Linked DNA regions of Mus musculus: all the other regions are linked to region 1. The links are chromatin loops, found by intact Hi-C in ENCODE. Cell type or tissue: heart. All regions are shown on one strand. Region 1 has its middle 35 kb from the start of Gm31155. Region 2 overlaps Gm14812 (predicted gene 14812). Region 3 has its middle 18 kb from the start of Gm31155.

What was found. Peaks named below come from ENCODE experiments on the same cell type or tissue, not always from the same donor. Only the 100,000 strongest peaks of a DNase experiment are listed, where the experiment ranks them.
Region 2: it touches region 1 in a loop (13-fold over the local background); 6 of 42 quality-filtered maps call a loop at or near these places.
Region 3: a loop joins it to region 1, with 7 times the contacts of the local background. A loop is called at or near these places in 7 of 42 quality-filtered maps.

The regions. Positions count from the first base shown.
Region 1 is chrX:99,518,510-99,526,509 of GRCm38, reverse strand. No RefSeq gene overlaps it. Among named protein-coding and RNA genes, the nearest start is that of Gm31155, 35 kb to the left of the region's middle. In heart, a CTCF peak has its summit at 3,465 (motif pointing right); no DNase peak of the experiment used is centred here; H3K27me3 peaks cover 5,240 bases.
Region 2 is chrX:99,399,869-99,407,868 of GRCm38, reverse strand. It overlaps Gm14812 (predicted gene 14812), which reads left to right. Exons shown (of 7, transcript NR_033544.2): 7 at 1,399-2,538. Among named protein-coding and RNA genes, the nearest start is that of Gm14812, 40 kb to the left of the region's middle. In heart, a CTCF peak has its summit at 4,804 (motif pointing left); no DNase peak of the experiment used is centred here; H3K27ac peaks cover 381 bases; H3K27me3 peaks cover 2,715 bases.
Region 3 is chrX:99,571,661-99,579,660 of GRCm38, reverse strand. No RefSeq gene overlaps it. Among named protein-coding and RNA genes, the nearest start is that of Gm31155, 18 kb to the right of the region's middle. In heart, a CTCF peak has its summit at 4,699 (motif pointing right); no DNase peak of the experiment used is centred here; H3K4me3 peaks cover 494 bases; H3K27ac peaks cover 288 bases; H3K27me3 peaks cover 5,327 bases.

The sequences.
Region 1 (8,000 bases):
ATGACAGACAATGCCACAGCTTTCCCCCACAAATTCATCTTACTGGTCCCTTACTGTTCCCTTACTGTAGTTTTGAATTGCATTTCCTTAATGACTATGAAGATGAACAACTTTCCCTGTTAATGGAAATTTAAACTGCTTCTTCAGAAAGAACTTATTTCTCCAAATTATTCTTGCTCATTTTGAAAGGTTGAATCATCTTTTTATTCTTGAATTGTTGGAGTGTTTCATACATTCCAAGCACTAGAATCTTATCTGCTAGGTGATCACTAAATGCTTTTCCCCATTCCGGGGCTGATTGCTATTGTGACTTCATTAGTCCTCCTTCTCACAGATAAAGAAACTGAGGCTCCGAAAGCAAAGGGGCTTGCTAGAGCCACATTGAGTGAAGTTAGTATCAGACAGCCACCTAGTCAGCCTGCTAAGGGCACAGGAAGGTATGACGGAGAGCAGGTTAAAAAGGAACAGGGATAATGCCAACCTGTGCCTAGCCCACTGATTCCTTCTGTTTGCCTTTGAATCACACTGTTCTGTTGGTGGCTTGTTTCTGTCATTGTACCTTACCCAAGCTGCTTAGGCCGTTAGGTTCTGCTTATTCTGTTTATTTGGCTTTAGAGATGGGCTTTCATTATGTAGCTCAGGCTGACTTGGAATTTCCTAGCTGGTTTTAGACCCATGGTGAGTCTCCTGTCTCAGCAGCCTAAGTATTAAGATGACATGTATGTTCTACCATGGCTTGGCAAGATTATCTTTCTGATAGCCTGCCCATGATGAGAGAGAGAAAGCAGCCCTGGATAAAAGCATTCCTAGAGGCAAAATTCATGAGGAAAAGCAGGAATCCATGCTCCAGTGTATCTGAATGTTGCTCTGTGATACAAGCCAGTTCCAGGAGAGCTAAGGGAAGGCCAAAGTTCCCCAGCACCTGCCAGGAGTTTGGGGACAATGAGGAGTCTGTTAAAGTGGGAATACTCCTTTGTGTTTATAACTGCATCTTGCATATCTCAACCTCAAAGCAGCAGAAGGCTTTTCCTATTTCCACTTCATATCAAACATTAGTGAAGCCAATGTGAAACCCATGATGGAAAATAACCCAGACATTCACAGCAATGATAGCAGTAGCAACAGCAGCAGCCAACACCTACCACCAACCACTCCCACCACCACCGCCATCACCACTGTGATGCATGCACCCTGGCTTGAACAACAGGTGAAAGCAGTTTAGTCCATTTCAACAAACCCTTTGCTTATACTCGAGTTTATTATGTTTTTAGATCACACCCAACATTTCAGCAAATTTCTTTAATGTTGCTTAGGTGACATCTTATCAGACAGGCTAAGATCTTGTTAGGTGTGGTGGTATACAGTTGTGATCCTAGCACTTGGGAGGTTGAAGCAAGAGAACTGCTATGTTTTCCAGGCCAGCCTGGGCCACACAGCAAATATCAGACCAGCCAGGAAGATGGCTTGCAAACATGTCACAAATTACTGCCACCCCCCAAAGAAGGTGACAGGTCTTATGGAATGCATGATTATATATAAATTGAAGAAGAATTTGATTTATAACATTATTTGAACATTTCACGGAATTCAATTGCTCTTTTTAAAAATCTCCTTTTTTCCTGTTCATGTATGTATTTATGAATGTGTATATCGGTGGGAGTCTGCAGGTGGATGTCAGAGGACATCCCGGAGTTCAGTTTTCTCCCTCCACCTCGTGGGGCCTTAAGATCCGACCTCAGTCCTCAGACTTGACAGTAAGTGCATCTACTGACTTAGCCAGCTTCCGCCTGCTCTTCTTATAAGTGTTTATTTCAGACATTGTGGGTATACAGCCCTATTCCATGTGCCTGGGCATCTTAATTTACTTTTCTGGCCTCAGTTTCCCTGTTTGTAAGATGTAGGAATGACTTACATCTGTGCCTTTAAAGCCCCATGGTTTTCTCTTTTCTTTTTTCTTTCTTTTTTTTCTCTTCTTTCTTTCTTTCTTTCTTTCCTTTTTATTTTCTTTTTCTTTTTCTTTTTTTTTTTTTTTTTTTTTTTTTTTTTTTGGCCAGGACCGGGGATTAAATCCAGGATCTTGTGTACACTAAGCTACAACATGTTTTTAGTTGCACACTACTTTCTCTGGGCAGAGCCTCATATATCATTCCAAACAATAACAGGCGGAGGAGAGCTGTTCTGATGGGGGCTCCTCTTAAACACAGCACCCCACACACAGACTATTGCTCCTGAGCTGTGGGAACTCGGAGCAAGGGGCTGCAGAGCCCTGACCTTGGTGCTGCTGAGCTCTGGTGCCAGCTGTTCTCAGCTCTTGGGTAGGCAGCTTCATCACTAAGCACTCAACCCCCCATCTCCAGGCTCCTCGGTTGTATCCATTAGCTCCATATTTCTGGACTCTTATGTGAACTCTAGACAGAAAAAAAAAACATTTCTAGGCACAAATGCCTCTTCTCACCCAAAGCAAGGGAGCCTGGAGTCCCTTGCCCCTCTCTAGCACAGAGGCAAGACCCCAGAGAAACATGCCAGGAGACCCAGGGGGATGTCTGTTGAGAGGGAGGCCCCCAGGGAGGGAAATCTGCTGAGTGCTTCAGATGGCTGGGGCTGACAGCTAGTTTCCCCCTCCCCTCATGGGTTCCTGTTGCTTCCTGCTACAGAAATTTCCCTTGCTGCAGAGTGGAATGGGGTGGGGATGACTTTAATTGGAGCCTGGGATCGCCATGGCCACCTTTTTCTTTCTATCAGTCTTGAAGCAGGTGGCTTGCATCTTACAGTGAAACAAGCAAGTGGGGAAGGCAGGAGGCAGAAAGGACATGTAAATTGAGCTTTGAAGCAAAGAAAGAAGGTGTGTGGAGGGGCAGCACCAGTTCTCTGCTGGTCAACCAGGCTGCTCAGCAGATTGTGAGTCTCCAGGCACGGGAGACATGGGGTTGTCTCAGAACTGTTTTTCCTGTCCTGACTCAGCCTTTGTTAATGCCTGGCAGCACAGGACCGGCGCCGTGGTGGTGGTAGCCTTGGAGAAGTGCCTTATACCACAAACATACACCCTCCTTCCTTCCAGCCCACAAAACCCCCTACTTCCTATTTCCCCAGCCCATCAGGAAGGACAGAAGGTTACCAAGGAGTATCCTGCCCACCATTTTCACAGATGAAGGAAAGTGATGCAGAGGACGGAAAAGGCCTAGTTAGCAACAACAGAACCTGCCGTGGAAGCAAGAACCTTGTGAGTGGGATAAGGAGCTAGCTGTGTGATGGGAGAGGCACAAGGGATGAAGGCAAAAGCTGAACTGAGCTGAGCTGAGCTGAGCTAAGCTGAGTTTCTCCTTAGCTTTGGTTCTGACATAGCTAAACCAATACCAGTAAAATTCCTCAAGTTTTGAAAGGTTTTCTCTGGTGAGGTAACTCCGCGGAGCACCCAGAAGCCAGGTCTGTAAGGACCCAGCCCAGAAAAGATTGGCTTACTGCCCAGGCTACCACTGGGTGGCGCTGTCTCTCCACCCAAGTTGGTTAGGCGGGTTGCAGATGCCAGGGCAAAGAAGTCACCCCATTCATGCCCCATCCTGCCAGGGCCCTAACAAAGGCCGCTTGGGTTAGGGCAGGGAAAACCAGTTTTGACAAAACTCCATGCCTTCTTTGGCATGTGGGTGGAGAATGGAGGATCCAGAATAACAGAGCTCAAGAAACCCCCGGGAAGTTACAAGTAGTTTTACTGGGGCCCCAGGTACCACTCTACCTCACTGCTCTGAATTTAGGAAGCTCTGGCGTTCTAAGTCTAGAGAGGAAAAGAGAGGTTCTCCCCATTTCAACAGTGAACACACTGAGTCCTGGAACACTGAATCTAAAGCTAAGCTTTCCTGTCTAGCAAGCTCTTTTTCCAAAGCGAGTGTTTCAAAGTGATCTTCTTTTTCGACTAGGCCTTAGTGGTGTCTAAGAGATGGCTTTAGAAATGCTAATGCTAGGCTTGAGTGACAGGCCTGGACAATGGGGGAAGGCTCTGTGTGAATGGGACAGCCTAAGCCTAGGAGGCTCCACGTGGGAGCCGGGGTGGAGAAGGGCAGGCAGAGACACCCGTTGGCCAGTCGGGATCAGCCTCCGGGAGAGGCTGACTCGGAAGGCACTGGAGCTGTCAACAATAAGGAAGGGGGAAGGGACTGCCTCTTCGGTTGTCTTTGGGGCAGGGAGCGGGAGGGAGGGACGTAAAGTAGAAGAGGCCTGGGCTTTGAGCCTGAGGGTATAGACTAGGTGACCTGGAGACACAGAAGAGATCTGTAGGGGACCTGAAGGCTGCCTGGGGATCAACGCAAACCCAGAATTAAGGAGGCCACGGCAAGTGCCTTGAGATAATGTGTTATTGGGTTCCCTCTCGCCTTAGCTTTGGAGTGTAAATCCAATTGAAATGAGAGCACCTGCCACATAGGCTCCTGGGGATCTGAAACAGTTCTGGGATTTTGGAATGTGGTTGATGATAGGGCCCTTGTTTAGCATACTTGAGGCCCTGGGTTCCTTTCTCAGCATGACAAAACAAACTTGGAAACAACACCGAGGGCCTGCCTAAGTCAGAAGTGCTCGGTAGTAAGAGAGTTGTGGTAGCACAGGCTGGTAACGCTAGCCAGGCAAAAGCTGAGGCTAGCTCTGCGAAAGCTGAGGCTATAGCTGCCACCTTTGAGCCCTGAACTCTGCTTGTTGGCTCTGTGTGTCTGAGAGAAAAATCTGGCTTAAAAGCTTAGCCTACAAGCCCTATGGGAGGCTCCACTGGCTCCCTGGGGAATGGGACATCCTGTGGACCTTGGGCCTGGAGTCGGAGAGAATCCTTGAAAGGAAGTCTTACGAAGGGGTTGTGTGCCAAGGGACCTATGTCCTAATCAGCAGGGGGGAGGACAGCCCTAAAGTAGGGTCTTTGGTAGACACAGCCAGAAGCCCAGAGAAGGGACCCAACCAAACAGTAGCATCCACTCCCAACTCTCTGTGCACTAAGAAACTCCTCTGAGGCAGCTGGACTGTTTGATTGCCTGTAGAGGGAATTCCAGTTCAACCTGGAATAGAAAAACTATCTCAAAAAGTTCCAAGGAACATTAGAAGAGAAAACAAGTGGTATGTGAGAGGATGTTTTACTTCTTGTTCCTTCATCCTCTGATGATGCTGACACTTGACCTATCTCTTGCAAAACATGGAATCAGTGGGTATGGTAACTTGTGGCTAGTAACGGGCAGCAGGTCATCCACCCAGATGCTGCACAGAGTAATGCATGAGGTATGTACAATACCTATAGTATTATTACCACTCCCACTTTCTCTAAGGGGCATCGAAGGAGCAGATAGATGTCATCTGCCCATCATTAGGGTCAGCGTGCATGTTCAGAACCACCGCATGGACACTTATCCCTCTGACTACACTGGGTTGTTATTCTCAAAGCTCTCCAGTGGTAAGATGCCAGGATCTGAAAGGTTTGGCAGCTGTCAGCTTGTGAAGGAATCAGTTCTGGGAGGACTTTAACGATGGCATGGGTGGGGACACCAAAGCCCAGAAAGGCAAGATTTTGTCCTAGGTCACACAGCAGGTCGGTGACAGTGCCGGGCCACCCATAATTAAAGTTTACAACTACTTAATTGCTCTCCTATCCCGGGCTCCTTTTCTTCCCACTCTACTCCCAGCTTAGTATTCTTCATGCTTTCTTGTCTTCCTCATCACCACAGATGCAGGATAAAGCAGTTGCTTCTGCCGTGCAAGGGTAACTCATCTGTGGGAAATGAAAAGTGGGAAGGCAGGTTCTGCACAACTCCCATGAAACCACACTATGGCTTTGGAGCCAAACATCTGAAAAAGCAGAGGCTCTGACCCCTAGGATGCCAAGCTGCTCCTAACTGGGTAGAGAGCAATGGCCAGAGACAGTCTCATATAGATCATATAGGCACAGCGACAACTGCAGTGGCATAGACACAGTTATAGATATGGATGTGGCTGTACATAGCCGTGGAAGGCATAAATGCATAAGTATATAGTTGCAGAACCATGGAGATTACTGCGTAGATGTGGAAAAAACTCTGCACAAGAGTCTGATGTGAAGGTGTGAATAAGCCTTGTCAGAACACGTGGCTATTTAAAGCACCACAGCAGGATTCTCTCTTTTGCTCGGGAGGATGTGTTCCCCATCTGAGGATGGCAGCAGCTGCCCCTCTCTCAGCTCACAAGCTGCCTGCCTGTCGCACTCCTGAGGAGCACTTCACCCTCACCCACTCAGTGGGCCCCACGCCTCTTCTACCTTCTTTTCAGGAAGAGCAATGGGTCTTCCCTCCACCCCCACCCATGCAGCGCATCCACCCTCACTCCTGTCACTACCTGCCCCCCCCCCCAAGCCTCTTTGGCCCCCGGCACCTCCCTAGCCTCTGAAGGAACAGTGGGCCGCCACTACCCCCATCTTGTACGGCCATGATTAGCTAGAGAAAAAACCCCACTCCTATCCCCAAAGCCTCCCAACTGCTGGGACAAGGACAGAAGCAAATGGAGTTGGGGGGTGGTCTCTGTTGCTAGCTTCCTTCCTGGCCTGGATGCCCCTGAAACCTTCTCTATCTTCCCTTTCTCTGTGCCCCCAGCCCCTGCATATGTGCCTCCTTTTCTGCTTGTGACTGTTTCTTATACGTTTCTCATTTTGGAGGTCCTCTTCTCGTTCTTCCTCTCTTTCCCCTCCTCTTACTATAACCTGGACTTGCTCGCGAGCCTTTTGTTTTGTTTCTAGCTTTAAGTACTTGCACAAATATTTCAGTGAGGAGAGTTGACAAGAAGACAAATATCCCTCGGGTCTGTATTAATTGCCACAAAGACATACATACCCACAAAAGGGACAACGAAGGCAGGAGGCGCCATCCTCTGTCACTGGCTCTCTTACATTGCCTCTCATGGTTGCCCATACACAGCCTCCATTTCCATGTCTCTGAGCACAGAGGTCTCAGGTCTCACTCTTCCTGGAGACAGCTGTCCCCTTGCATAATAGTTCAGCCTGACCAAAAAGGCCTGTCCTGAACTCTTCTTCCCAGCAGCTGTGTCACCCTTAAGGTCACTAGACCACCCAATTCTGTCCTTTGATCACCCTTCCAAAGTCTTCCTGAAGGAGTAAGCTCTTTCTATGTCTATGTTCTCTCTCTCTCTCCCCCCTCTCTCTTTCTCTCTCTCTCTCTCTCTCCCTCTCTCTCTCCCTCTCTCCCTCTCTCCCTCTCTCCCTCTCCCTCCCCCCTCCCTCTCTCTCTCTCTCCTCAAGAAGAGAGAAACAGAACTTCAGATTAGAATCATTGTACCTCTGAGAGAGGGTCATCACTTCCAAAGCAACGTGGATGAAGCACCAGAAACATTCCAGACAGGGCTGCTGGTTACGAGTGAGTGTTGTATCCATCTCTGTCTAGCCCCCATCACCAATGCCAGTGGAGGTCATGTCCTAGGGAACTTAGTGGTTCCCAACTTCCTGAATGCTGTGACCCTGTAACACAGTTCCTCACATTGTGGTGATTCCCAACCATGAATCTATTTTCCTTGCTACCTCATAACCATCATTTTGCTACTTTCAGGAGTCGTAATGTAAATATATGTGTGTGTGTTTTCCAACAGTCTTAGGTGACCCCTGTGAAAGGGTCATTTGATTCCAAAGGGTCACTACCCACAGGTTGAGAACCAGTGTTTTAGTCATTCAAGTTTCACACAGTGGAGGATGGAAACTGGCCAGAACTCAAGGTACAGGGAGGATGGGAAAGCAGCTGTAAAACAGACTGACTCGTCTCTGACAAGACCTTAGGACCTTGTTCCCAGGTACTCAGGGGACAAGGTGCACAGGATCAAGATGGCAGAAAGGCCTACCCTGGGGGCACTTTTAGAACTGGCTACCTTCTGGAGAGAGCACAGAACAATCCAGGCAGCTAACATTTCTGTTAGTCACTCCCATCTCAGTGGGTCTGAGCGCACTGGATTCTGTCTGTCTTAACTTGCCTGCAGCAAACTTGGAATGGGGGCTGGTCTCT
Region 2 (8,000 bases), 120 kb after region 1:
TACTATGTATGATGTATGTATGTAAAAACTCATTGCTAAGGATATTAGCCATCACATGGAATCCAAGATGCGTGGGCAGATGAATGAAACAGGGCATAGAAGGATATAAGAGCTCAGAGAATCCTTTGGATGCTATGCTACACAGTAACTATTCAAGTCCTTATGTGATCAGTGTGAATGTTGTTTCCTTTGCAACAGAGTAGGTTGGGAGACAGGGAGAACATTGGTGGGTGCAGTTGGTGTAGTTGCAAGTTTGCAATGAGCCTGCAATGAACTTAAAGGAATTCTCAGGACTGGCAATGGTAGGGGCCCTCAAACACTGCTGAGGGACTGATAGTATCTAAAGTACTTTCTCAGTCTTCTCCATATTTGATTCCCACCATAGCCTCTTCAGGGCACAGCAAAGTTACTGAGATCCTTGGCCAACCAAACCAAACCAAACCAAAAATAAATGGAATTCATAGGAATGGGAAATGACTTGCTTAGGGTCACATAGCTAAAAATGATCAAGGATTGCAGTCCAATTTCATTGAGTCTCTATGACCAGAATTAGAAGGAGTAGAGGCTAGACCTCCCTTATTTCTCTCTCTGTATTCTCTGGTGAGCTCTGTTCCAGTCCATAGGTATGCCTTTGGCAAGTCCTATGTAGGGCACTGAGATGCCGAGATGAAACTACACGGACTCCATCTTTGAGGTGGCTTAGGACACACAGGCATGAAAACTCAGAAACTCTGGTGCAATCAGCTAAGAACAGAGGCACAAACAGGAGCACAGAAGAGGTGGGGGGATAGTGGTGTGTAGTGAAATAGAGAAGGAAATAGGAATGCCGAGGGAGAGATAATGGGAACAGAAGAGAGATGGTATTCAAAGGGCAAGTAAAGCTCCTCCCGAGCTGGTAGCAAGGAGTTTGATTTGAAGAGCGAGTGGGCCAGCTGCAGATGATGCATCACCCTCTATGGTCTGTCACTGATGAGCTGGCATAATGCCACCAGCCTCATGCTTGGACTCCTTCATTCCTATATTGGCTACAGCCATAAGCATGACAGAGGGCTCTTGGTGGGACCATATCCTTCCTCTCTTTCTGCACTGGACCACTGAAAAGCTAGGGGACAGAGTGGAGCCTCTATTGCTACCTCTGAGTTCATGGGCTTTCAACAACAAAGAGTCTTAACCTAGTTCTGTTGTTGACTTGTGAAGCAAAGAGACAGGATGAGAGAGCCTGCTGAATGGGTAGGCATCTTGGAATAATAGGTCTGTGCCATCAGATCTTGGTGAGGGAGAGCAAATTCACTCTCAGCCTGTGTTCTTCACCATGCCACGGCCTGTTCTTGCCACTTGACATCCATTAGCCTAATGCATCCTCATACTAACCTTGTGGTTTTACAACTCTTACTGTAGATGCAGCTCAGGAGAAAGGGACCTGGCCCAGGTCACATCAAAGTAAGTGGTGGTCTGTGTCATCCCATCGCTGCGCCACCCTCCCCCTGCCCACCCCACTTGTGTACTTGCCTGAAGCTAAGCGGCCTCCCATTTCAAACCCAGAAGTAGAGCCTCCTGCTGCTTTTGGTGTCAAAAAGGAAGAAACTGACAGGTCCTCCAGAGACTTCAAGTTTATGCTGGTGTTAAATTGGGAGAGAAATACCTCGGTGGGCCCTTGCCCCAGGGCACTAAGCGTCTCAGTGGACAATATCCTGGACAGTGGCTTGACAATCCAACAGACACCGTTTACACGTGGCTGTTTGCCTCTCGTCAGATAATGTTTATTTCTCTTCCTGATTATGAAAGGCACACAGGCATGCCTGTTTCTTGAAAGGGCCTTTGATAAGAGCCGAGGGCAGCACATGAAAGAGCTGTTCTACAAGAGCCATTCTGCCAGCGCCTACATGCATGTGGCCAGGGCGTTTTTTGTTTTGTTTTGTTTTTGTTTTTGTTTTTTTAAATTTTTGTTTTGTTTTGTGTTTTGTTTGTTTGTTTGTTTTTAGGAGATGAGGGGAACAACCCAAGGAGTGGGCTCCTGACATGGCCCATGGCTGCTCCCCCCTTCCCCAACAAGCAAGGCAGCTCACAGAGGTGCCCTTGTTCCCTTACTCAGTGACCCAGGCTCTGCCTGCCACTCAGGGCGTGGCCCTCTCCTCAGCCCTAGGCATTCTCCCTTTGAGAGACTTTACCCCACAGCATGTCAGATATGTGAAAATGCACCCACATCCCATATTAAATGTAATTTTTGCTATAAAATATTTCAAAGGATTTTTATAATTCCGCTTTCAAAATTATTTGCCTATGAGTAAGTCGTTTCGTTCCCACTTGGCTATGATTTCTTTGTAATCATCGGGCATACTTGGGAATTCTTGCAAAGTGAGGAAATCTAAGCAACAAATTGTTTTCAAATGTAATGAAATTTTTAGGAATACTAAATTTAACAATTAACGAGGCTGATATTATATTATGTTTTGTAGACATATAATGGAACATTTATTAATTCCAATTCTGCTGTTTTCTTTTCATATTTTAGAGCCAATAAATGTTCTTTTTCTTGGGACTGGAAGGTTTTCTTAGGCCCTCAGAAAGCACAGAGGCCCCCGGGTTGCCTGGCTCTGGTGTCACGTGGAAAGCCGAGCCTGAACTTGAAGCAGTGTCAGCTAAGCCACTGGAGAGGGGACAAAGGAACTCAAGAGGGCCGTAAATGCAGTCTCCTCTAGCCCTCTTGTCATTAGTATAGTCCAGGAGACCCAGGAAGCTGAGAAAGGGCACGGTGGTTGCTCAGGGACACACAGCTCCCAAGAACCAACATGAATTAACTCTATCTTTTGGGCTGGGGGGTTCTCTGAGCCATCTCCTTCCCCAGGACTGCTCCTATAAAGTCATTGTTCTGAGGAACTGAGGGAAGGCCAGTGTGCTGAAGATGAATTCATCGTGCCTAAGACTATTACTGTTCTCAGAATTTTTCTCACTCTAAAGAAATCTGAGGTTCAAAGGATCAACACCATCGCCATTCCGGACTCGCTCGCTGAGTAATTAAGTGGTTTGCGTAATTTGACTAGGCTGTCTGAGCCTCAGTTTGTTTGCCTGTAAAGTGGGACTAATAGAACCTACCTCAAAAGGTATTCATGGGGAGGGATGCGTTGGCACCTGCAAAGCTCTGAGCAGAGAGCTGTGTGGCATACAGTAAAGGCTCAGTAAGTATTGGCTATAATAACAATTACCATTATCATCATCATCATTATTGTTCTCAGTGTACCAGGATCCAAACTACTCACTTTATGAACCAAGCCCCCAGGACACTGGGGAACAAAGGAGACAGTTCATGGGAAACTGGAGCTTTGGGCTGCGACTGGGGCTTGGACTGGAGAATCTGATCTGTCAGGCTTGGAGGGGCCATATCCACCAACTGCCACCTGCCAGGCCTTTGGAACCAACCCTGCAAGTAAGAGGGACTTCTTCACATCCCAAGCTGGCTGGCCTATATTTAGTGATGATAGCAGCTGGCCCCAGGCCCTCTCAGAAAGCCTAGAGAAGAAAGGTGAGAAGAAGCGAAGGGGAGGGCCAAAGGGATTAGGCTTGTGGCTGCCTGGACCGCCCCTCCAGGACCTGCACACTCCATGACGCTCATAACATGGTGATAGGCTAGCCCTCATCTCACAGGCACCCCACCATCTCCTTCTTTTGCTTCATTCCAGCCGCTCATAACCAGCAGTCCCAGATGAATATTCAGGGCCAGTTTGGAAGGACCCCAAACTCTCCCTTCAGACTACAGAGGCCCAGGGAAAGGAGAGATGTGGCTTTTAGTCAGGCAGCCTGTCAGTGACTGACCTGTGACACTGTCTTCTTGTAATCTAGTACCTTCACTACTTGTGTTCCCTTAGCCTGGCTTGGCCGGTTCAGGGCCTTGGGCAAGCCCTGCATCTGCTAGCCTTTACATGTGTCTGGGGTGGCTGCTGTGGGTCAGCTGAGAGGTCCTCCCTCCCCCGAAGGGGCGGGCAGATGCAAGGGTGGGGGCACTCATCTTGGATTCTCTAGGGCTCAGTGCCATGTGGTCAAGTGCATTTTCCACAGCTCTTGCATGCTCACATGTATACATACCACACACACACACACACACACACACACACACACACACACACACACACACACACACACATGCTTTGCCAACATTATCTAGGCTAGGGATCACCATGCCGCATGTGCAACCAGTTTGCCTATCCTCCCTGAATCTAGAGACGGTTGAAGCGATTCTAATTACAGCCTGCATTCCTGCTCTGTCTGAAGGCTTTCCCTTTTTCAAATGGTCTAGTTTTTTTTTTTTAACTCAGCACTTGGCTCCTTTGCTCCTCCTTGCCTGACTCCCCCAACACACACCTCATTCTCACGCCCTGCATCTCCCCCCCTTTTCTGAGTTGGATTGTTCAACTTCAGCTTGATTTTCTGCTGTCTGAGACTTGGCAAGACTTAAGAGAACCCATTTTGGGTTGCCTGCTCCCCCCCTCGCTCTATGTGTGTGTGTGCACCCGCATACATGTGCATATGTGTATGAGTACATTATTGAATGAAGCAATATAGGCAGGTGTAGTTGGGCTTGTGTGCATGGTGTTAAGGGGATATATGCAAAAGTGTGCATATTGCATGTGTTTGTTTCTCTATATGTATACATATATAAGATGTTGCTTACATGTTCACAGTGCATAGATGTATGTGCAGTCTTAGTGTGCATACAAGTGTGTATCTGAGGTTATAAAGCCATAAGGTGCCTAGTCTGGGATATTTTCAGATTCCATCTTTTTCCCTCAGCAAAGACACCGCCCCCTGCAGGTCAGACGAGGGCCTACAGGCTCACCGTGGCCTCTCCAGAACAATCAGCAGGCATAAGCAGGGATCAGACATTCATCCTCTGCAGAACTAACACAATACGATGAGGAAGCTTTCCGGAAGCAACTCTGTTCACTCCATTGGGATTCACATTCATGCGCCTAGATCTCCACAGAAGCCTGGGCTTCTATGTTTTCACTGCTTCCAATTCTAGTTCCAATATTCATTTTCCTTCTCTCTCCCTCCCTCCCCCTCTCTCTCTCCCTCTCTCCCTTTCTCCCCACCCCCTCTCATTCCCTCCCTCCCTCCCTCTCTCCCTACCCCCCTTCCACTTTGGGAACCCTCTGCCCTGCTGTCTGCTACTCACAGTATACTGTCAGCAACTGTCATTTCCCCATCTTCTTGTTTAAAAGAAGATTTATTTATTTTTCTTTTATGTGTATGAGTGTTATGCCTGTATCTATATCTGTGCACCACGTGTGTGGCTGGTACCTGGAGAAGCCGGAAGAAGGAGTTGGATGCCCTGGAACTGGAGTTACAGATAATTGTGAACCTCTGTGTGGGTGCTGGGGATCAAAACTGTGCCTTCTGGGAGAGCGGCCAGTGCTCTTGACTTACAGAGCCATCCCTTCAGCCCTTCTCCATATTCTTAGTGTCTTTTGACCATTTTCTTCATTCACATGGCTCAAGGGCACAACTGTCTTGTGATATTTTGGGGGCTCTATTTTCCTTCCACAGTCCGCATTCCACTGTGCAAGGAAATGGGGACAGTATCCTTATTGTTTTTCATGGCTGCTTCTGGACCATTTGTCTTTTTTCCTCTTGAAACGATAGATACGCTCATGAATGCCTCACCGCCACCCTCTCCCGGAGGCTGTTATCTGTTGACCCCCTTGTCAGTGTCCTCCAAGCCTTAGAACTGTCAGCAGCTGGATTGATCATTTTTTCTCCTCCTATACCTTAATTTTGCCACTGCTCTTTGCAAGTTTTGTATAACAGAGATGCCCTCCTGGCTTTAGCAGTCAAGACTCTGGGTCCTCCACTCTACCTCCTTCTTCCATTCCCTATGGCTATATGCTCTTGACCTTTCCATAACTATGTGTAAGCTTCAAAATCTTGATCATAATGACCTCGCCGTTTGACATATTCTTCCCTGTAGGACCTCTTACTCTGAGAGTGTTCTGTTTTCATGTAGACTACTGGTCCACTGGCTTCATTACTCCTTCCTCTTATCTCTGTTTTCCCTCATAGTAGAAACCTCTCAAGACACTGCTGGGCTCAAGGCCTCCACTTTCTCATAGCCTTTCTCACCACCCGCTATCCCAGTGAATTCCCCGGTCACTAAAGATACCCTTGTCAAAGGTCACCAGAAGCTGGCCGTGGGCTGGTTCACACCTTTAGTCTTAGTGCTTGGGAGCCAGACACAGAGACAGGAGGATCTCTGTGAATTCATGATCATCCTGGTCTACACAGCACATTCCAGGCCCTTGTCTCAGAAGACAAACAAACAGACAAACAAACAAGTCACCAGAAAGCGCACATTGCCAAGCTCAGCGATTGGGCTGACCTTTCTGGTTCTCTCTTAAGACAGCCCAGTTGAGCACGTTCTCTCCCATTGCTGGCTGTGCCCTCATTTCACTGGTTCTTCAGAGACTCCTCCTCTGGATGTCAGGACTCAGTCTCTGGTGTTCTCATCCTCCTACCTACATTTTCTTAGTAGATTCTTCTTGTTGTTGTTGAGTCTCGTGGGTTTAAATAGCACATGTATTTTAACAACTCACTAAATTTGTATCTTCTTTCTTTAAAAATTTTTTGATGATTTATTTTTTTGATTTTTTTTAATGTTCCTTGGTGTTTTGCTTGCATGTCTGAGGGTATCAGTTCCCCTGGAACTGGAGTAACAGATGATTGTGAGCTGCCATGTGGGTGCTGGAATTGAACCTGGGCCCTCTGGAAAAGCAGCCAGTGCTCTTAACCTCTGAGCCATCTCTCCAGCTTCTGTATCTTCAATCTTAATCTGCCCTCACAAACTCCCAAGTTTTTTTGTGTCTAATATTTCATTTGGTGGGACGAATTAAAAGATTTTGAAGCAAGGGTACATTTGAAATAGCATCTAAACAGAGATGAGGCCCTCACTCAGTGGTTATCACCAAAAGCCTGCTAGCTCTAAAAGAGTCTGGGATAAAGCATCTAATTTTCTGCTTGATTCTACTTTGTGCCCATCAGCCAAGCCCAGGCTACCAGCACCTCTTATTAAAACCTGTACAATACATCCCTCCATCTACCCTTGGCTTCTCCATTCTTCAGAGCCACCAGAATGATCTTTCTAAAATAACATTTCAGACTTGTTCTGTGTAGAACATTTTTCCTTGAGAAAGGGTCTTATACTATATTTCTAAGTCTGACTTGGAACTCACTATGTAGCTTAAGCTAACTTGAAATTCTTTTAAATTTGTGTTTTAAATAGATTTTTACATGTGTGGGTGTTTTGTTTGCATGTATATCTGTGCACCACATGCATGCCTGGTAAAGAAGGTACCATGTCTCCTGGAGCTGGAGTCACAGATGATTGTGAGCTACCACGTGGGTTCTAGGAACCAAATCCAGGTCCTCTGGAAGAACAACAAGTGCTCTTGACCATTGAACTATGTCTCCAGCCCTTTTAATGGCTTCTTAATACATGTAGATCCTAAGCTCTTAACACAGTCATCCCTTGAACCGCAAACTCTTAGCTAAGTAGGGTAGTGCATGCCTGGACCCCAGCATCAGGAGACAGAAGCAGGAGGATCTTTAGTCCCAGGCCAGCATTGATAACATGGGCAAACACTATATAACACAACCAAACATGGCCCTCAAGCTCTTTGCTTTGGCCTACAGTTCTTGATAGTGTGGTCTTTGTCTCCCCAGCTTTGGTTCTCCCCCTCACTTTCCCACATGCTCATTTCTGCCCTGGCACCCTCCTGTTTCCCAGTTCTTTCTCTTTGAAGCCTTCCCTGGATCCTCACATGGGTGTTTTACCTGTATATGTGTCTGGTGCCCACAGAGGTCAGAAGAGGGTATTGTATCCTCTGGTACTGGAGTTACAGATGATTCTGAACTGCCAAGTGGTTGCTGGGACTTCTACCCTGGTCCTCTGGAGAGCAGCTAGTACTCTTAACTGCTGAATCATCACCCCTGCCCACAAGCAGCCCCTTTCT
Region 3 (8,000 bases), 53 kb before region 1:
GTTTAGGAAACACATTCCACCTTGTTAGCCTATTCTTCTTAAGGATTTGCTCATTACTGTGCCCCACCCACCACTGGCACCTCACCCTGGCAGTCTCCTGCATCATGAGGCCTTGGCTTGTCTGCCTTCCTTGCACGCTTGTACCTGGCCTGAATTGTTTTCTGTTTTCCTACTTCACTGCCTACTCCCTGCTGTCAGGCTGTCAGCTCTCACATCTTGACACTTTTAGTGTGCCTGCTTCCAGCAGCCCCACTGCCCCCACCCCACCCACTGATTTACTGCTTCTAATTTGCTGTGGGCTTGGGAGCCAAATAACCGGGCTCATTAGAGTAAACAGGACAAACAGGACGGGGTTGGGGTTATAAGGAGGGTCCTCCTCAGGTAACCTCTATTCATTGGTACATTCCCACCCCACATTCACTTTCCCATTCACCATGGTCGTCCTCATTCCTGTAACAGGGGTGACAGCAACACTGCGGGCTGGGGGGTGGTGTTAGGATGGAATGTGATCCCAGACCTTAGTCTTAGACATCTGGCCAAACCATCGAAGAGTGCCCTCCATCCATCCAGGTGAATCCAAAGGCTCTGTCCCTCTCCCAGTGCCCCCAGAACCACCCAGCCATGGCAGGAACCTTCTGAGCACAGCTGTACCTTGCTAGGCACCTCAGCAGTCCCAGGGCCTGCTTCTCCCCCAGCCTGGGGGCAGGAGGCTGCACTGAGAGGAAGCACTGAAGCAGATTTAGGACTTGGGTGGAGTTTGAAGCCCCCCAAAGCCATTTTTCAAAGTGAAAACTGAACCAAGCTGGTCTGAAATTGTGGCTGGAGGATAAATGTGGACCCCATGGTGTCATTTTATGGTCAATTTTCAGAGTGTAACTGCACTTTAAGCACTAACGCTGAGTAGCAGGAAAAAACTTCTTAACCGTAAGATCTATTAAGAGTGCAGAGCTGGCTCCCAGGGGCGAGGTGGGAGTGTGGAGGCGTGAATCATTGCAAACAGGTCTAGCTCAGGCTCTGGGGAGTATCCCAGCCCAAGCTAGGCTGCAGCAGGGGAACACCATCCCTGGAATGCTGAGGGGGGCTTCTCTAGGAACTCTAGGCCCCAGTGATAGTGGCCGAAGAGTTTGAAAACATACCCTGCCCTAGACAAGGCTTGCACTTGGCCATCGTAAACAGAAACAGAAAAGAGGAAGCCCTGGCACCATGATGGGACTGCCGCTGTGATGATGGGGTGGACTGTGCGTTGGAAAAGCCAGCTGGCCACTGAGCAGAGCGGGACTGATGACTTTGTCTCCCCGGTTGTCCCATCAATGTGGATTTGCAGGAACAGCAGCTGCCAGGAAAAATGAGGAAAAGGCCAGAGACGGCTAGGTTATTTAGGGCCAAATATCTGCACAATCTAGGGCACCGTGATGGAGGGCATAAGGAGAAGCTAGTGATTGCAGACAGCAGATGGGCAGGGAGCCTGGGTGACCAAGTGACCTCAAAGGTTAATCCAGCTGGAAAAACTCTGACTCCGATGGACATGAAATGAAGGATCAAACCAGAACCTCCACCAAATCAAAGGAAGGGCTCCTAGCCTGTCTTGGAGCTTTGGCCCAGCCACTGGGACGCTGGCCAAGACCCAATTGAAATTTAGGACCACAGCTGCATGCAAAGGTTCCAGAGGATACCCAGCTGGGGAAGGGGGAAAAGGAGACAGAGGGTTGGGCCTGGCAGTAAAGAACCCTCAGCTGAGCCACAGTCTGCTGTGTAACCTTAAGTCAGTGTCTCCCCCTCTCTGGGCTTCATTATACTTGCATTCACAGTGGGTACCACAGTGTGAGGAATAGAATTTGAACTTGTTCAAATCTTCTAACCCAGTGTTTCTTAACCTGTGGGCCACAGCCCCTTTGTGTGTGTGTGATCTATGACCCTTTCACAGGGGACACCTAAGACCATCAGGAAAGCCAGGCGTCGTGGCGCATGCCTTTAATCCCAGCACTTAAGAGGCCTACAGAGTGAGTTCCAGTACACACAGAGAAACCCTGTCTCAAAAAACAAACAAACAAATAAATAAACAAAAAAGACAATCAGAAAATACACACATTACATTATGATTCATAACAGTAGCAAAATGACAGTTATGAAGTAGCATTGAAAATAATCTTATGGTTAGGGCTCACAGCAGCATGAGGAACTGTATGAAAGGGTCCCAGCATTATGAAGGTTGAGAACCAGTGCTCGCAGCCATCATCTATAAAGTCCTGCCAGCTAGAACGTTACAGAATTCCTCTGACTAGTATGTTCCAAGAAAGGGTTTCCAGGAAAAACAAAAAACAAAACAGCAAAAGAAGGTCTGGAGATACACAGCTTAGTTAGTAGTATACTTACCTGTCAAGCAGGAAGACTAGAGTTCAGTTCCCAGCAAGGCATAAATCAGACACACTGGCATATGCCTGCAGTGACTTCTAATCCCAGCACCCAGGAAATAGACACAGTTGGAGTAGATGATCAAGATCAGGGTGCTTGGGAATAAGGCTCAGCGGGCAAAGTCCTTGCTCTTCAAGCATGAGGATATGAGTTTAGATCCCTAGCACCCAGCCAAAAGCTGGAGATGAAAAATTAGCAACAGAAGGTCTGAGTATGGTTTGAGATACATCTGTAACTCAGTGCTAAGGAGGCATGGGAACAGGTTCTGGAGTTCACTAGCCAGCCAATTGTCAAGTTCTGGGTTCAGTAAGAGACCCTGTCTTAAAAAGTAAAGTGGGAGCCGGGAGTGGAGGTGCACGCCTTTAATCCCAGCACTCAGGAGGCAGAGGCAGGCGAATTTCTGAGTTCGAGGCCAGCCTGGTCTACAAAGTGAGTTTCAGGACAGCCAGGGCTACACAGAGAAACCCTGTCTCAAAAAAAAAAAAAAACAAAAAACAAAAAAACAAAAAAACAAAACAAAACAAAACAAAAAACAAACAAACAAAAAAACCACCACCAACAACAACAAAAAAGCAAAGTAGGGCCAGCAAGGTGGCTCAGTGGGTAAAGGTACTTGACATATAAGCCTGGTGACCCGAGTTCAATCTCCAGAATACACAGAAAGGTGGAAGGAAAGCCAGGTCAGGAGGCAGAGGCAGGTGGATCTCTGAAGTGGAGGTCAGCTTGTTCCTCCAGGACAGCCAGGGCTACACAAAGAAACCCTGTCTCAAAAAGCCAAAAGAGGGGGAAAAATGGAAGATCTGACACCACAAAGATGTCATCTGACCTCCACATGTGCACCATGACACATGTCCCACTGCACATATGCAATGATAATTTAAAGAACAGTGCAAAAAAAAAAAAAAAATAAGGCAGAGGAACAAGACACAAGACAGTGTCTCAAAAAAGCAAGCGAACAAACAAAGCACGCACTAGGTGCCAGTGAATGTCTTAGCTGCTGATCTCTGTGAATTCATCTATTGTTCCCGATTGCTTTGCCGTTGGAGCGCTCTTACCTTTATTTTGCAGATACAGAAACCTGGACCACAGGCTCAAGCATCAAACTTCCTTGGAAACCAGAGCTCCTCAACTCCTCCTACTCCCTGGTTATCCTCGGACTAGGGTGCCCTGCCCTGCTCCCTCCCAGGGCTCTCTCCTGCTGAGCCAGGTGCATCCTCCTGCTGCTCTTCACCTCTACACTCCACTCCCTCCTGGGGAAGCCGCCAGCAGGCTCAGATTTCTCCTCTCCCAGACTGGAGCTCACCAATAGACCCAATAGACCGGGTGCTGCACTCTGAGTTGAGCAAGAGAGACTCAGAACTACCCCCTCTCATCAGTGAGCCCTTCCTGGACAGAAGGCATCCCAGGTTGTGAGCAGGCCTGAGTACAGACCACCCCACCCCACCCCACATACACACATGCCTCACTGGGCAAATGTGGAGTAGGGACACTGATGAGGGCACACTGGAGGAGGTTCCAGCTCATGGTTAGGTGGGATGTCCTCAGGTTTGTGCAAATCACCTCTCGGAATCACAGTGAAGAGCGTAGGGACTCCTTTCTTAATCAAGCTCTGTCTTTGGGTATGGTAAAACCATTAAAACCAGCCCTTCCGGCTTTAGATGGGGAGGGGTAGACTTACAGAATGGGTAAGAATATGCTCAAAATTGCACAGCAAGTCAATGATGAAGACTAATTGAAACCTAAGGCTCCTGACTCTCCCAGGCAAAAGACATTCCCAGTTCCACTCTGCGCTGGGACAGGCCACTGTGCACAAAGCACACTCACATGCACACCCCACCCCTGCACCAGCAAGCACTCATGCATATGCTACCAAGGGAAGCAGCTCTTGGGAGTTGAGTGGGAGGCACCTAGAGGCCCAGATACAAGACTGCGAGACTGGGAGACCGGGATACTAAAAGCGGAGCTGTACACCTAACATTGGAGCAGGCACAGTGGAGGGGAGCGCAGGCCTTTGCCTGCCCTGTGGCCTGCAGATTGCCTGGTGTGCTCCAGAGAAAGGGAGGGAGGGACAGAGAACCTCAGGCTCACAGTTCAGTCTTCATTGATGTTTTTCAGGCTTTGGAGGTCCTGGACAGTCACTAGTCCATCTCAGATGTTCTCTCACACCGGCAGACTCCAGGAGTCCAAAGTCCTGTGTGGGACGCAAACCACCCATACCACCCCTGCCACCCCTGCCACCCCAGCCCCCACGCACCAGCAGTTTTCCAGTCGGCCCTGTGCCACAAGGGGGCACTGGTACTCCATGGCTCAAGTGCGATGGTCCGCAAGCTTTCTCCTGGCTTGGGGGGGGGGGGCAGCGGGAGTTTATGTTCGGCTCCCCCATTCCTGGCACCCTCCCCATTTCCTCTTGGAAGCCTCCCTAATCCTCTTACTCTGAGGGTCACATCCCTGGGCCCGGGGACGAGGTGTTTCATTTTCAGTTTGCCCCCACCGCCTCTGGGGAGCTCACAGAAATGTAGGGAGGGGGACCCCTGGGCTGGGGTCCTTTCTCTGCCCCTCTGGCGACCCCTCTTTCCTGCTCTGTTCCACAGCTTGTCCCTTTTAGGGGTGTCTCTGTATTACCCCCCACCCTCCATTCTCTGCTCTGCCTGTGTCTTCGCCCAAGTCCGTGCTCAGTGGACTGTTCTCTCCTTCTTTTTATTTCCCCCTTAAGGACTTCGAGCTTTCGTTCCCCGTGCTTCCCTCTTCCTTGCATCCTCTCCAGCTCGCTCTTCTCCACCTTTCCTCTCCTGCTCCTTCTACCCTTGCTCTTCTGAAGGTCTGGAACTGCAAGAGTCAGAAGCCAACGTGGAAGGTTCTGGCTCCTGTCCAGCCTTCCTGGAGGCTGCAAGTCGCTCCTGGCTTCGAGTCTAGGGTGCTACAGCCCCCAGGCTTGTGTAGGTAGACAGTGGGAGTCAGGCTGGCAGCATCTAGCTGCTGGAATTTGGGTGTGGATCAGGCTAGATCAGAAACTCTTCAGTTCTCATAGCAGACACAGCTTCTCCTGAGACTGGAAGATTTGAACCCAAAGCCTGGGTGGGGCCTATTCTACAGCCTGGCCCTCGTGTTGTGATTTTTCCTGTATCATCTCCCAGGGGTCTAGTTAGCCTTTATATAGTAGATAGAACTCTGAGGTCTCTCCCATCCCTTAATCCGCCCCCTCCCTATCAGTCAGTCTCTGGAGATCTAAATAGTGCCCTGCTCAGCTTTGCCCTTTGCTCTCACAGCCCCCAACCACCCACCACCCACACCGCACCACTTTCAAAGACTATGTACTGTTGACATTGAGGCCCTGCTGTGTCTCTGCTGCAAGAGAAACAGATCAGGATTGGATTAGGGTCACACTCTCAGTGTGCTGACAGTCTTCTGGGATAGTTGTTTACCAAGTCCAGGGATCCATGGTCTATCATTGCACAGTATCAGTGCACAAGTTTGGGCAGAAGGAAGTGCCATACCAATGTATGGGACACCCAGGGCTCCCATGCCACCCTTCCTAGGATACAAATGCAAGGTCCATTATCTATCTGCCTGTCATTTTTTAGCTTCTAAAAGAACCCCTTTGTGGTTCAAAGACAGAAGCCAAAGTTCAGAGAGAGCCAGGGACTTGCCCAGATACACACAACAAAGTGAGCAAGCCTGAGTGAGTGCAGGTATGAGCATGTGCGAGCACACACACACACACACACACACACACACACACACACACTCCTACCTCAGTGGGCAAGGTGCTAGCAAACTTCAAGCATGCTGGAACACAAGGGAAGAGTTGTACCTCCCACGTGTAGAGGCGACAGTGGAGGCTGGTGGAGAGGAGGGAGGGTTGGCCATGGAGCAACTTGCTGTGAGCCTTCAATGCTTAGGGACAGTTGCCCGCTACCCACATTTTGTGATTGATACACCCCCATCTTAGGAGGAAAGCAGGTCTGGGGCAGCCCAAAGTCCTTACCACAGCTGAAGGGTAGAACCCCCACCTGACAGTGTGATTTATCACCTCTCCTTTCTCCCCTCAGCCCCCAACCTTCCTGCAGACCAGAGTGGCAATTCACCTGTTTTTGATTTGAGATTCAGGTGGACTTTTCTTTCTTTTCATCAAAGAAGTAGTGAGGGGAAGGCAGGGCCCCATCCATCACCCTAGCCTCTCAACAGCCTTGGGGAGGAGGAGCAGACTGGGAGGAAGGAGAGGCTCAGGGACACTGCAGCAACCTCCTCTGCTCCCCCAGGGAATCGCCCAGATAGTCAGGCAGGGTGGTTCTGGCCCAGACACCCACAGGGGCTCCACCACAGAGCTAAAAAAATGCCTGAGGCTTCAACTATGAGTGTGTGAACCTCTTTGCTTGCTCTAAATCCTAATGCCTGGCACAAGGGTTGAACAGAACAACGTTTAACACTTGAGGAACAAGGGAGACAACTCATTTGACTTTACTCTCCCGCTCTGGGTCCCACTGCTTCTCAGGGACACCCAGGGACTCCATTTTTCATAAATCTTAGCACTGCCCCACTCTCTAGATGAGACTGAGACACAGACTGGTAAGTGATTGGTCCAAGGTCAAATCACAGAGGAATGAGGTCCAGATTCAAGTACAAAAAAATAATTTCGACCCCAGAATGGTAGGCTAGCCAGGAAAGAAAGAAACCATGGCATTCAACCACTGCTCTATGCCAGGCATGTGTGTGTGTGTGTGTGTGTGTGTGTGTGTGTGTGTCAGTTCAAGGCCATTTCTAACATTTATGGAGTCCCTGTGCAGTTACAAAACAGTATCCCATACTCCAGGAATGACCCATCCCAAGGGCATGGACCATGGCCTGGAACAAGAAACCAGGTCGCCTGCACTAGGCACCCAGGACAATACTAGGCAGCATATACAGTGCTGGGGTCACTGGACAATCTTTTCTGTGGCTGATATGAGAAGTGAAGAGAGGAACCTGCTAGGCCACAATGGGTGGGCTACCTCCTTGTCATTTTCTACCTTTATCATGATCACCATTATCACCACCACCATCCCAGGCCCCCTCATGATGCTACAATTACTAATAACAGGGGCTCTGTTTGATACTCCACTTGCCCTGAAGCAACCCATTTTCTCCCTGCTGGACTCTTTCCTCTTCATTACACCCCTCTTATTTTGCAGCTTGAAGAAATGTGTTCATGGCTGGGCCAGCTGGACCAAGGTACCCCTGGGTAGACTAGAGAGACCAGAAGGAACATTGGAAACAGGGCTGCTGCATAGGCTCAAATATGGCCTCTCCGTTGCTGTAAGGTCTTGATCTTGGACACATGACACATGTCTTCCTTCCTCCATCTGAAGGGGTACAGTGTCCAAATCATGCTGGACTATGTGAAGTTCAGGAGGTCTGCTCCCCTCTATGGACCAGGAGGTAAGAACAAAGCACACTGGATCCTTTCCTGAGCCTTTCAGCCATACAGGATGCCAGAGGCAAGCTAGGCTAGTGGAAAGTACGTCTCAGGTTAGTTCACATCCTCTAGCCTCGGTTTCTTCATCTGAACATTGGGAATTAAAACACATACCCTAGCAGCAAAGAGGTGGGTG